2 separate regions of the Homo sapiens genome follow, and region 1 is linked to region 2. Evidence: chromatin contacts called from ENCODE Hi-C or POLR2A ChIA-PET data. All regions are on one chromosome and are shown on one strand. Each heading gives the region's core, a stretch centred on a gene start or an enhancer-like site at or near the end of the contact. The rest is flanking DNA. Distances are from core to core; before and after follow the strand shown. Region 1 overlaps LRBA (LPS responsive beige-like anchor protein). Region 2 overlaps LRBA (LPS responsive beige-like anchor protein).

Region 1 (6,978 bases), core at 3,302-5,801, 59 kb before region 2:
AGTGAGCTATGATTGTGTCATTGTACTCCAGCCTGAGCAATGGAGTGGGGCCCTGTCTCAAAAAAAAGAAGGAATTCCTTTGGCATCCTATTCTGTATCTAATAGCTTCAGTTTTTTTCTTCTGCATGTTTATTTTTTGGCACTTTTATTGTGATATTTTATGTATTTTAGTTTTTATGATTACAGATAAAAATAACCAGTTATCCTCATATCATTGTTTATTTATTTATTGATTGATTGCTTGATTGAGATAGAGTCTCACTCACTCTGTCGCCCAGGCTTGAGTGCAGTGATGCGATCTCAGCTCACTGCAACCTCTGCCTCCTGGGTTCAAGCCATTCTCCCACCTCAGGCTCCTGAGTAGCTGGGATTACAGGCATGTGCCACCACACCTGGCTAATTTTTGTATTTTTAGTAGAGATGGGGTTTCACTATGTTGGCCAGGCTGGTCTCAAATTCCTGACCTCAAGTGATCCGCCTGGTTTGGCCCCCAAAGTACTGGGATTACAGGTGTGAGCCACTGCATCTGACCTGTTTTCATATAATTATAATTACTGTTTGTTTGATTAACATTATAATGTATATTAGGACATACGTCTTTAGATTGAATAATTTAAAAAAATGAGCTAACTTCTCTCTTTCCATGTTTTGCAAGTATAAAGCTTCTCATTTAAAGACATTTTTCTAAGAGTCTTTGCCTAATGTTTGCTCAAGTAAGTTTATTAATAAATTTATTATTTACGTAGGTAATGTATTTTCTGTGTATATTGAAAGATTTGTGAACATGTTTTGTATTTAAACATTGTGATGTAAAATATAATGATGTTATTTTATGGTTACATAATCAACTCCTTTAATTTTTTTTCCCAGGAGGATAGCAAACAAGCTCAATTTTTAGCCTTGGCAGTAGTATACTTTATCTCTGTTCTTATGGTCTCCAAGTACAGAGACATTTTGGAACCCCAAAATGAAAGGCATAGCCAGTCATGTACAGAAACTGGCAGTGAAAATGAGAATGTATCACTCTCTGGTAAGTTTGCATTTTCTATTCCTTTGTACCAAAGTTCAAATAAATGTTACTTACTTTTGATGGTTAAAATATTGATATTGGAATTTAAATCCATTTCTGTGCAAATTAAGGGAGAGCATACATATATTTTTATTATTAACTAAAAGTTGTGGCTTAAATATAATGTAATTAATTGCAATTGGGATATTTTTTGTTCTTTAAATGAACTAATTAAATGTAAGTCAGAAAATGTTATACAAAAAGAGTTGAAAAATTTTATTGACTTCATTTGCTGTGAAGAATCACTAACTCATATTCTAAGAGACAGACTTGTTAACAAGTAACTGCAATAATTGGAGTATTAAAAGTAGCTTCCAGTTATAAAAGTATAGTTAGTTAAGTAGCTGTTGCAATTATAGAAGTAGCTACCACCCAAAGGAGGCAATTTATTATTCACTCGATATTCATTCAATATCTACTGGATACTTGGGTATATATTCATGACTAAAACAAAACAAAAAATCTGTTTCCTTATGGAGCTTATATTCTAATGGGAGGAGATAGAAAATATCTACATGCTATAAGTAGATTGTGTAGTATTTTAGAAGGTGGTGAAAGTGCTAAAAAAAAAAAAAAAGAAAGTAATAAAGATGGTAAAAATATCAGGAATGACCAGGAGTAATTGGGTATGGATTTCTCTTTGAGGGAAATGAGAACTCATTGGAGGGTCTTGAGTACAGGAGTTACAATTTATGTTTTAAAAAGTACCTCTGGGCTGGGCTTGGTAGTTCACGCCAGTAATCCCAGCACTTTGGGAAGCCGAGGCAGCTGGATCACTTGAGGTCAGGAGTTGGAGACCATCCTGGCCAACATGGTAAAACCCTATCTCTACTAAAAATACAAAAAATTAGCCAGGCATGGTGGTGGGTGCCTGTAATCCCAGCTACTTAGGAAGCTGAGGCAGGAGAATCGCTTGAACTTGGGAGGCAGAGGTTGCAGTGAGCAGAGATCCCACCACAACAACTCCAGCCTGGGTGACAGAGTGAGACTCCGTTTCCAAAAAAAAAAAAAAAAAAAAAAGTAACTCTGTATTCTGTGTAGAGGATATAGCGTAGAGGGCAAGGATAATCAGTGTTTTTGGCTGGGTACTGCTGTTTAATACCTTACCCTGCACTTAGTGTCCTAAGACCATAACCATTTTAATCTTTCCTTCATGATTTCTTGAGTTAGATTTGGATAGGGCACGGTGGGCATGGTTTATCCCTGTTTCAGATGATGTTTGCTGGGTCTGGAAAATCTAAGATGACTTTTCTAATAGTATATATAGTGCCTCAGGTGGGATGGCTCCAAGAGCTGAGACTGACTGACTAAAACAGCTGAGCTGGGGTTGTGTGTCTGCAGCCTTGATACTTGTTCTCAACTGAGTTCCTGGTTTCCTTCATTAGTTTGGAGAGCATCTCTGTCTCCATATCGTCTCTCTACATGTTCTTTCCAGCAAGGTAGATCAGAAATAAGCCACACTTCTTACAGAGATGTTCAGAGATTCTGGGAATGCAAGAGCTGCCAGACCTTAAAACGTGGGCCAAATACTGGCCCACTGCTGCTTTTGCCAGATCCTGTGGGTTATTGTCAGTCAAGCCTAGTCCAGATTCAAGGGCTTGTCAAGGGATGCATACCAGGAGACATGGGGCAGTAGGATTATTAAAACAACCCTCTTCCACAACAGTTAGGAAGGAGGATATTGCAGTAATCAGTAATCCAGGCAAGAGGTTATGGTGGGTTGGATTAGGTTGGTAACTAGAGATGGTGAGAGGCAGTCAGATTCTGAATATGTTTTAGTGGTAGAAAAAACAGAATTTTAAAACATTAGGTGTGCATTTTGTGAATGAAAAAGGTAGTCAAAAATGATTACAAGGTACAGTGGAGTAGATTAAAGGTGAAAGAGATTTTCAGGGAAAGATAAAAAGAGAAGAAATTCAGTTTTCAGCATGTTGAGTTTGAGAGGTTTTTTTAGACATGTAAGATAAGTTGTAGGGTAGCAGTTATATTTAATAGTTTGAGTTTTTTGGTGGGGAAATATAGTGGTATTTAAAACTTGGAGAATGAATGATACCACGAAGGGACTAAATGCAGACAGAGAACATAAGAGGAACAAGGACTGAACCTTGTGTCCCTCCAACTTAAGAAATCAGGGAGAAAAAGAGGTGAAGGATGTTAAGAAGGAACAGTCAGTGAAGTAGTACAAGGAAAACAAAAAGAGAATGGTGTCCTGAAAGCCGAGGAAAGGAAGCATTGTCTAGTTGGAGGGAATAATCAGCTGTTGCTGTTATGTGAAGTCCTATTAGGACTGAACACTGACCATTGGAGTTAGCAAGATGCAGATTTTTTGGTGACCTTGATAAGACTATTTTTGCTAGAATGGGTTGAAACCCTGATTAAAGGGAGTGAGAATTAAAAGAGAGAAAAGGAGGTGTTCCTTGTTGAACTGGATTTTAAGGATCATTGAATTATTTATGCACGTAGAAGGGGTAACAAGTTTTCCAGCTGCAGTAACCATGTTTGAGGTAGAGCTTTTTATTTTATCCTAAAGATTGCGGACTTGGGCCAGGCATGGTGGTGCATGCCTATAATCCTAGCACTTTGGGAGGCCGAGGCAGGTAGATTGCTTGAGCTCAGGAGTTTGAGACCAGCCTGGGCAACATGGTGAAACCTCATCTCTACAAAAAAATAGAAAAATTAGCCAGACGTGGTAGCACATACCTGTAGTCTCAGCTACTTGAGAGGCTTAGGTGGGAGGATCGCCTGAGCCCAGGAGGTCAAGGCTGCAGTGAGCCTAGGTCACACCACTGCACTTCAGCCTGGGCAACAGACTGACACACACACACACACACACACACACACACACACACACACACCCCCAAAAAAGATTATAGACTTTTTCTTACAGGCCAATGACTTTCAACCTTGTGTTGCTACCCATTACTTTAGATCATTTTTGCAAGTATTTTATTATTTATTTTATTATACCATCTGTCTTGATAATAGGTGCACCCACTCAGTACATTCTGTAGAATACGTAATTAGTTTTTGCTTTTTTAGAACATGATGTATTTCATAATTCAAAACAGTAGATAGCTATTAAAACAGAATATACCTTTTAAAAATTAGTTCTAAACTTTTGTTTGTTTATTTCTTGTGTTTCTGGGTATGATATAGAAATCACACCAGCAGCATTCAGCACTTTAACTACGGCATCAGTGGAAGAATCTGAAAGCACATCATCTGCTCGAAGGAGGGACTCAGGCATTGGGGAAGAAACAGCCACTGGTTTAGGAAGCCATGTGGAAGTAACTCCTCACACAGCACCTCCTGGTGTCAGTGCAGGCCCAGATGCAATCAGCGAGGTGCTATCTACTCTTTCTTTAGAAGTCAATAAGTCTCCGGAAACCAAAAATGATAGAGGAAATGACTTGGACACTAAGGCTACACCGTCAGTTTCAGTTTCAAAAAACGTCAATGTGAAAGACATTCTCCGAAGCTTGGTTAACATACCAGCAGATGGAGTCACAGTGGATCCTGCCCTTCTGCCACCAGCCTGCCTTGGAGCCCTTGGTGATCTATCTGTGGAACAACCCGTGCAGTTCAGATCTTTTGACAGGTACTGATAATAGTTTTTCGTTTTGGTATGTTTCTACATCTGACCCTTGAACAACATGGGGGTTAGGGATGATGACGCCCTGTGTAGCCGAAAATCCACATATAACTTTTCACTCCCTCAGAACTTAACTACCAATAGCTTATGTTGATCAGAAACTTTACTGATAACATAAACAGTTGATTCACACATATTTTGATTGTTATATGTATTATATACTGTAATCTTACAGTAAGGTAAGCTAGAAAAAAAGAACATGTTATTAAGAAAATCATAAGGAAGGCCAGGTGCAGTGGCTCACATCTGTAATCCCAGCATTTTGGGAGGTTGAAGTGTGTGGATCACCTGAGGTCAGGAGTTCGAGACCAGCCTGACCAACATGGTGAAACCCAGTCTCTACTAAAAATACAAAAATTAGCTGGGCATGGTGGGGTGTGCCTGTAATCCAGGCTACTCCAGAGGCTGAGGCAGGAGAATCGCTTGAACCCAGGAGGGGCAGTGGTTGCAATGAGCTGAGATCGCACCATTGCACTCCAGCCTGGGCAAGAAGAGCGAAACTCTGTCTAAAAAAAAAAAAAGAAAAAAAAAGAAATCATAAGGAAGAAAAAAATATATTACTGTTCATCAGGTGAAGCGAATCATCATAAAGATCTTCATCTTTCTTGTCTTCATGTTGAGTATGCTGAGGAGGAGGAAGAGAAGAGGTTGATTTTAGTATCTCAGGGGCAGTTGAGGTAGCAGAGTTGGAGAAAGTGAAAGGGGAAGCAGGAGAGGCAGACACACTTGGTGTAAATTTACAGAAATGCACTGGAATTTCTTTCTGACCTTTTTGCTTTTTTATTTGTCTAAAAATGTTTCTATGTGGTACAAACCCTTCTTTCACCATTTGCTTTAGTTTCAGTGCCTGTATCATAGAAGGGTGAATGTCATAAAAGAAGTTAAAAGCAGTCTTGAATCATTAGAACCCTTCTGCCAGATTGTCTAATGTCAGTTCATTTTCTGGTACTGCTTCTTCTATGTCTTCCTCATCTAATAGTGGTTTGGATGTTCTTGTCTCCGTCAAATTGTTTTCCCTCTGTTGATCCTTCTGTTCTTGTGGTATCTGTTAGTTCTTGAATTTCTCTGAGATTCATATCTTGAAACCCTTCACCCCTCACCTTTTTGTCATATCTATAGTCTCTCATGATTTCCTTGATTAGTTCTGTCAGAAATCCTGTGGAGTCATGCACAACACCTAGAAACACAGTCTTCTCTAGGAGGAATTTATTGTTTCAAACTTGATGGTTTCCACAGCTTTTTCTGTAACAGTGATCCTCAGTGGTATAATCCTTCTAGACTTTCACGATGTTCTGTTGGGTTCTCTTCCATAGTGTTGACAGTTGTTTCCTAAGAATGCCATGTGTAATGAACCATAAAGGTCCTTGTGACCTCCTGTTCTAGAGGCTGAATTAGAGAAGTTGCGTTTGAGGGCAGTTAGACCACTTCAACACCCTCAGTGTTGAACTCATGAAGCTCTGGGTGGTCAGGAGCATTGTCCAATTGTAAAAGAACTTTAAAAGTTAATCTCTTACTGATAAGGTACTTCCTGACTTTAGGGACAAAGTATCAATAGAACCAATCCAGAAAAAGGATTCTTTTTGTCCAGGCCTTCTTGTACAACCAACAGACTTGCAGCTGGTGTTTGTGTTTTCCTTTCAAGGCTCAGGGGTTAGCAGCTTTATATTAATAGATAAGGGCAGTCATGATCATAAACCCAACTGCATTTGCACAAAACAGTAGAGTTAGCCTATCTCTTCCTGCCATAAATCCTAGTGCTCACTTCTCTTCCTTGCTAATAAATATCCTTTGTGGCTTCCCCCCCATCCCAAATAGGTTACGTTTGTCTGCATTAAAAACCTGACTGGGCTGGTCCTTTCTTCTAAATGATTTTCTTGATGTCTAGGAACTCATCTGTTGCCTCTTGGTTGGCAGAAGCTGCTTCTCCTGTTATCTTGATCATCCTTTGCTGGCATTAAATCTAGCCTTAGATTCTTTTTTACTTAAATTTGACATATAATGACTTCAGTTTTTCTCAAATCATGTTAGAGTCTATAGGTATGCCTTTCTTATAACAATCCTGTACCCACATAAAAGCTGCATTTTCAGTGCAAGATAAAGATATTTCACAAAAAGTGCAAGTTTTTTTTGTTTTGTTTTTTTGTTTGTTTGTTTTTTTGCCTCCTGGTGTCACTGCAGTGACAACTTTGCCAACTTCCTTTTCTTTACAATAGTTCTTATGCGGGATTAATTTCTTTGGAAATGGCAGGCAACCATA
Region 2 (6,074 bases), core at 2,599-5,098:
ATGTCATAATTTAGTTTGCATGGATCTTTATCACTTTTCACTTCCACAGAGAAATCACAGTCGTCCATTACATTGATGACATTATGCTGGTTCCACTTAGTGAGCAAGAAGTTGTAACTACCAGACTTTTTGGTAAGGCATTTGCATGTCAGAAGTTGGAAGGTAAATCCACCTCAGTGAAATTTCTAGGGCTCCAGTGTTGTGGGACATGTCGAGATACCCCTTCTTAGGTGAAGAATAAGTTGTATCTGGCCCCTCCTATAACCAAAAAGGTACATGCTAGTGACCGTTTATGGCTTTTAGATGAGATTGGGCATTTTCAGGGTGGTATGGCTGTAGACTCTATGGATTTTAGAGGCAACGTATTCCTCATTTGGATATGTTACTCTGTCCCATTTTCTGAGTTACCTGAAAAGCTGATAGTTCTGAGTAGAACTCAGAACAAGAGAAGGCTCTGTAACAGGTTCAGGCTGCTGTGCAAGCCATAGGCTCCAGGAGATCTAATGGTGCTTCAAGTGTCAGTGGCAGATGGGGATGCTATTTGGAGCCTTTGACGGGCCCCTTTAGGTAAATTGCAATGCAAACCCATAGGATTTTGGAGCAAGGCCCTGACATCCTTCCCAGACAAATATTCTCCTTTTGAGAAACAACTCTTGGCCTGTCACTAGGTTTAAGTAGAGACTGAACAGTTAACACTGGGCCACCAAATTAACAAGTGACTGAGCTGCTTATTATGAACTGAATGTTATCTGTCCTACTAAGCCATCAAGTTGTACATGCACAGAAGCACTCTGTCATCAAATCGAAGTGATGTACATGTGATCAGGCCCAAGCAATGCTTGAAAACACAAGTAAGTTGCATGAAGTGGCCCAAATATCCTATGGTCCTCAGTTCTGCTACACTACCTTCTCTTTGCCAGCCCGTACCTATGGTCTCTTGGTGAGTCCTGTGATCAGTTGCCAGAGGAGAAGACTTGGGCCTGGTGTATAGATTGTTCTGACAATATGCAGGCACCACCTGAAAGTGAACAGTTGGAGCACTACAGCCCTTTTTTGGGACATCCCTGATGGACTGTAGTGAAGAATAATCTTCTCAGTGGACAGAACTTTGAGGAGTGTACCTGATTGTTTACTTTTTTTGGAAGGATAAATGTGATTATTAATTCATGGGCTGTGGCTATTGGTTTGTCTGGATGGTCAGAGACTTGGAAGGGACATGAGTAGAAAATTGTTGACAAAAAAAGTTTAGGGGAAGAGGTATGTGTATAGATGTCTATGAATGGGAGAAAAAATCTGAATACTGTGTATTTGTGTCCTATGTGAATGCTCACTGAAGGGTGACTTCAACAGAGGATAATTTTAATACTAAAGTGGCTGGGAACACCTGTTCTGTGGATACTAGTCAGCCTCTTTCCCCAGCCGCCCACCAGTGCCCAGTGAGCTCATGAACAAGGTGGCCATGGTGGCAGGGATGGAGGTTATCCAAGGACTCAGCAACCTGAACTTCCACTCAGCAAGCCAACCTGGCTGTGGCCACTGCTGAGTGTCAAATCTGCTGGCAGTGGAGACCAACAGTAAGTCCCTGATAAGGCACTGTTCCCTAGGATGATCAACCTGTTACCTGGTAGCAAGTTGATTGCATTTGACCCCTTCCATCATAGAAGGGGCAGCATTTTGTTCTTATCAGAGTAGACACTCACTCTGGATACAAATTTATCTTCCCTGCATGCCGTACTTCTGCCCAGACTACCATCTGTGGATTCACAGAATGCTTTATCAACCTTCATTGTATTGCTTAGCATTGCTTCTGATTAAGAAATCTATTTCACAGCAAATGAATGCTCATGGAATTCACTGGCCTTGCTATGTTCCCCACCATCCTCAAGCAGCTGGCTTGATAGAACTGAATGTAGGTGGCAATACCTTATATGGCTGGGACAAGGTTTTCCAGAAGGATATATGTGTACTGAATCAGCATCCAGTATATGGTGCTGTTTCTCCCCACAGGTAGGATTCATTGGTCCAGGAATCAACAGGTAGAAATGGGAGTGTTACCACTTGTTATTACCTCTAGTGACCCAATAGCAAAAGTTTTGCTTCCTGTTCCTGTGATCTTACAGTCTGCTGGCCTAGAGGTCTTACTTCCAAAGGGAGAAATGCTTCCACCAGGAGGCACAACAATGATTCCATTGAACCGGAAGTTAAGATTGCTTCCCAGCCACTTTGGGCTCCTCCTGCCTCTGAATCCTCAGGCAAAAATGGAGTTATCATGCTAAGAGTAGTGATTGATCCTGACTACTGTGGGGAAATTGAACTATACCACAATAAAAGTAAGGAAGAGTATGTCTAGAATACAAGAGATTCCTCAGTGCATATCTTAGTATTACCATACTGTGTGATTAAGTTGAGGAGCACTGGTAATACAATCCAGGTAGGACTACTAAAGCAGCCCAGACCCTTCAGGAATGAAGCTTTGGGTCACCCTATTAGGTACAGTACCAGGACCAGCTGAGGTGCTTGCTGAAGACAAAGGGAATACAGAATAGGCAGTGAAAAAAGGTAGTTGTAGATACCAACTGTGATCACATGACCATTTACAGAACAAGAAATGTAATTGTTACATTTCTTTCTTATTTTGTGTGTGTATATGTGTTTGTGTGTGTGTGTGTGTGTGTGTATATATATATATATATAAAATCTTTGTTTTCTTTCCTCTTTTAATCCCTCACCATGCAACTTAAGATGTATTGAGTTTATAATATCAACACCATAGTATTTAAGTATTGTTAACTGTAGATCATATTGTTAACTGTACATCCTAGTATGTAAATATGTAAATTGTGGGATATTAGGAAAGTATACATATCAGCTAAGGTGGGGAATGGGTTTATATTAGGGTTCTCCAGAGAAATAGAACCAATAGGATATATATAGATACAGACAAAGAAATTTATTATGAGGGATTGGCTCATGCAATTATGGAGGCTGAGAGGTCCCATGATCTGCTGTCTAAAACTTAAAGGCCCGGGAAAACCAATGGTGTAAGTCCCAGTCTGAGTCTGAAGTCCTGAGACCCTGGAGTGCTAATGTGAGGGCAAGTGAAGAGGATGTCTTTCCCAACAGAAACAGATGAACTCCCACTTCCTCTGCCTTTTCATTTTATTCGGGCCCTCAACAAATCGGGTGATTGATGCTGACTCACACCGGTGAAGGTAGATCTTCTTTACCACTTCAAATGCTGATCTGTTGTGGAACAACCTCACAGACACAACCAGAAATCATGTTTTATCAGCTCCCTGGGCATTTGTTAGTCCTGTCAAGTTGACACATAAAATTGACTGTCACAGGTTTAGAATGGTTTTGGTTGTATACAGAATAGTTGTATCATGTTAGGTAGAATTATAACCTTGTTATTAATCTTCATTTGGTAATGAAATGTGGTTTGAGGAGATGTATATGAGTGCCAAGCTGACAAGGGGTGGACTTGTGATGGTTAATTTGTGTGTCATTTGGGTCACAGGCTGTTTAGATATTTGGTCAAATGTTATTCTAGCTGTATCTGTGAGAGTCTTTTCTGGATGAAATTTAAGTTTAAATTGGTAGACTGAGTAAAAAAGATTGCCCTCCCTGTTAGTGTTGGGCATTATCCAATCAGCTGAATGCCTGAATAAAACCAAAAGGCTGACTCTTCCCCCAGTAGAGAGAATTTCTTCTGCCTAACTGCCTTCTAATTATGACTTTAGTTTTTTCTCACTTTTGGATTCAAATTTGTCTCTTCCTGGGTCTAGAGGCTGCTGACCTTCAGACTGTGCCATTGGTCTTGCTGACTCATCCTGTAGATATTGGCACTTGTTAGCCAATGTAATTGTGTGAGTCAGTTCCTTATAATCTCTTCTCTCTTTCTCTCTCTGTCTCTGTGTCTCTCTGTCTGTGTCTCTCTCTGTCTCTCTCTCTTCCCATTCGTTCTGTGTCTCTGAAGAATCCTGATTAATACCGGGGCATAGAAATAGCAGTTGATAGGCCGGGCATGGTGGCTCACTCCTGTAATCCCAGCACTTTGGGAAGCCGAGGCGGGTGGATTACTTGAGGTCAGGAGTTCGAGACCAGCCTAGCCAACATGGTGAAAACCCATCTCTACTAAAAATAATAATAATAAAAAATTAGCTGAGTGTGGTGATGCACACCTGTAGTCCTAGCTACTCGGAAAGCTGACGCAGGAGAGTTGCTTGAACCCAGAGGCGGAGGTTGCAGTGAGCCGAGATTGCGCCACTGCTCTCCAGCCTGGGTGACAGAGTGAGACTGTGTCTCAAAAAAAAAAAAAAAAAAAAAAAAAAAAGGAGACAGCACTTGATAAAATCCCTATCTTGATATTTTAGATGAAATTTAAAAAAATTTTCCTATGATATTTAATTATACTTTTCTTTAATCTTCTTTTCCTCACCCTCTTAACAATATTGTCTGTTTTCTATGAGTCGTTTTTCTCCTCTGCCTGTTTGCTTTGGTGTCTGTCATCACAGAAGAGGGTTTCCTCAAATGTCTGGTTAACTTTGGCAATTTGCTCATTCCTAAGCATAACACAGAGAAAATCTATATGTCTGGGTATGAGTTGTCCACTGGTGATGCATGAGTTCCCTTTGTTATTTGTAGAGGATTACCTTTTATCCTAGCTTCTCAATTTTCTCAGAAAAGTTTTCAAATATCACTCACAATGTCATAGTCCAGTTTGTATACTTTCAATTTATCTTGCCTTTTTCATTATAGCTTTTTAATAATTTCCTTAATTATAACTTTTCTGGAAAATAAACTTCCAATGTTTACCATGGTAGGATGGCTACACAGCATAGGGAGAAGATGTGGGATTCTAACTTTCTTTTTATGCCAACTTGCATCTCTTTCCCTCAGCCACCTTCGTATGTACTCAGTGCCTTCAATTCCTAGCTTTTCTGGAGTTTTTGTGACAAGCATTGATTTCCTTCCTCATGTTGATTCCTCTACTTTGTTGTGTAGAGTTTTGTTTTCTTTGGTCCTCTAAGTGCATTTATTACTACTAACTCATGTGTTTCCAGGTTGTAAAATAAATTTCTTAATGTATCTCATGTACTGTTGCCCCCTCTTTATTCTCAGATTTACTATGTTTAACCTGAAGTCACTCATTATCTACCTCTCTTGAAAAAAAAAACTTTTTTTTTTTTTTTTTTTTGAGACAGAGTCTCATTCTGTTGCCCAGGCTGGAGTGCAGTGGCGTGATCTTGGCTCACTGCAACCTCTGCCTCCCAGGTTTAAGTGATTCTTCTGCCTCAGCCTCTTGAGTAGCTGTGATTACAGGCGTGCACCACCACGCCTGACTAATTTTTGTATTTTTAAAGTAGAGATGGGGTTTCACCATGTTGGCCAGGTTGGTCTTGATCTCCTGACCTCCTGGTCTGCCCACCTCGGCCTCCCAAAGTGCTGGAATTACACGTGTGAGCCACCGCGCCTGGCCAAATTTTTTTTTTTTTTTTTTTTTTGCAACAAGTCTCGCTCTGTTGCCCAGGCTGGAGTGCAGTGGTGCAATCTTGGCTCACTGCAAGCTCTGCCTCCCGGGTTCACGCCATTCTCCTGCCTCAGCCTCCTGAGAAGCCGGGACTACAGGCACCCGCCACCATGCCCGGCTAATTTTTGTATTTTTAGTAGAGATGGGATTTCACCGTGTTGGCCAGGATGGTCTCGATCTCCTGACCTCGTGATCTGCCTGCCTTGGCCCCCCAAAGTTCTGGGATTACAGAAAAAAAATTTTTTAATACTAAAAGTTATGTTAAAGATCTGCCCACCAGAATCAAATGCTACTATATTTAATGTTAATCAGTATTCATGGCTTGACAAAATAAAATGATAGCAGAGTAGATTATATGTAATCTTTTTAATCTGTGGCCTGATTTTTTCTGCTTTAGAACATGCTAATATTTGGGAATTACTTTTAAAATTGAGATAAATTTATTTAGTGTATTCGTCACTAAAATACGTTCTAGGAGATTATTTATAGAAAACTGTCAAGTTCATGTCTAAAGAAATTAGAATTTTATTACAATAATTTG

What was found. Hi-C counts contacts between places; a loop is a spot of excess contacts on that map. ChIA-PET counts read pairs that join two places held with the same protein, here RNA polymerase II (POLR2A). Pooled maps may share reads with other maps.
Region 1: a loop to region 2 is called in a pooled map, with 2.1 times the contacts of the local background. The contact joins two enhancer-like sites. A Hi-C loop is called at or near these places in 1 of 50 pooled maps. POLR2A ChIA-PET finds 5 or more read pairs at or near these places in 3 of 52 experiments (PC-9, SK-N-SH and naive thymus-derived CD8-positive, alpha-beta T cell).

The regions. Positions count from the first base shown.
Region 1 is chr4:150,825,869-150,832,846 of GRCh38, reverse strand. LRBA (LPS responsive beige-like anchor protein) reads left to right here. Exons shown (of 57, transcript NM_001364905.1): 29 at 871-1,030; 30 at 4,226-4,667. Among named protein-coding and RNA genes, the nearest start is that of LRBA, 190 kb to the left of the region's middle. Within about 2 kb of position 4,551, at least 5 of the 41 ENCODE cell types and tissues checked have a DNase peak (open chromatin) inside an H3K27ac peak, as active enhancers do.
Region 2 is chr4:150,767,190-150,773,263 of GRCh38, reverse strand. The region is part of intron 34 of LRBA (LPS responsive beige-like anchor protein); the gene reads left to right. Among named protein-coding and RNA genes, the nearest start is that of MAB21L2, 190 kb to the right of the region's middle. RefSeq lists an enhancer at 3,720-3,859. Within about 2 kb of position 3,848, at least 2 of the 41 ENCODE cell types and tissues checked have a DNase peak (open chromatin) inside an H3K27ac peak, as active enhancers do.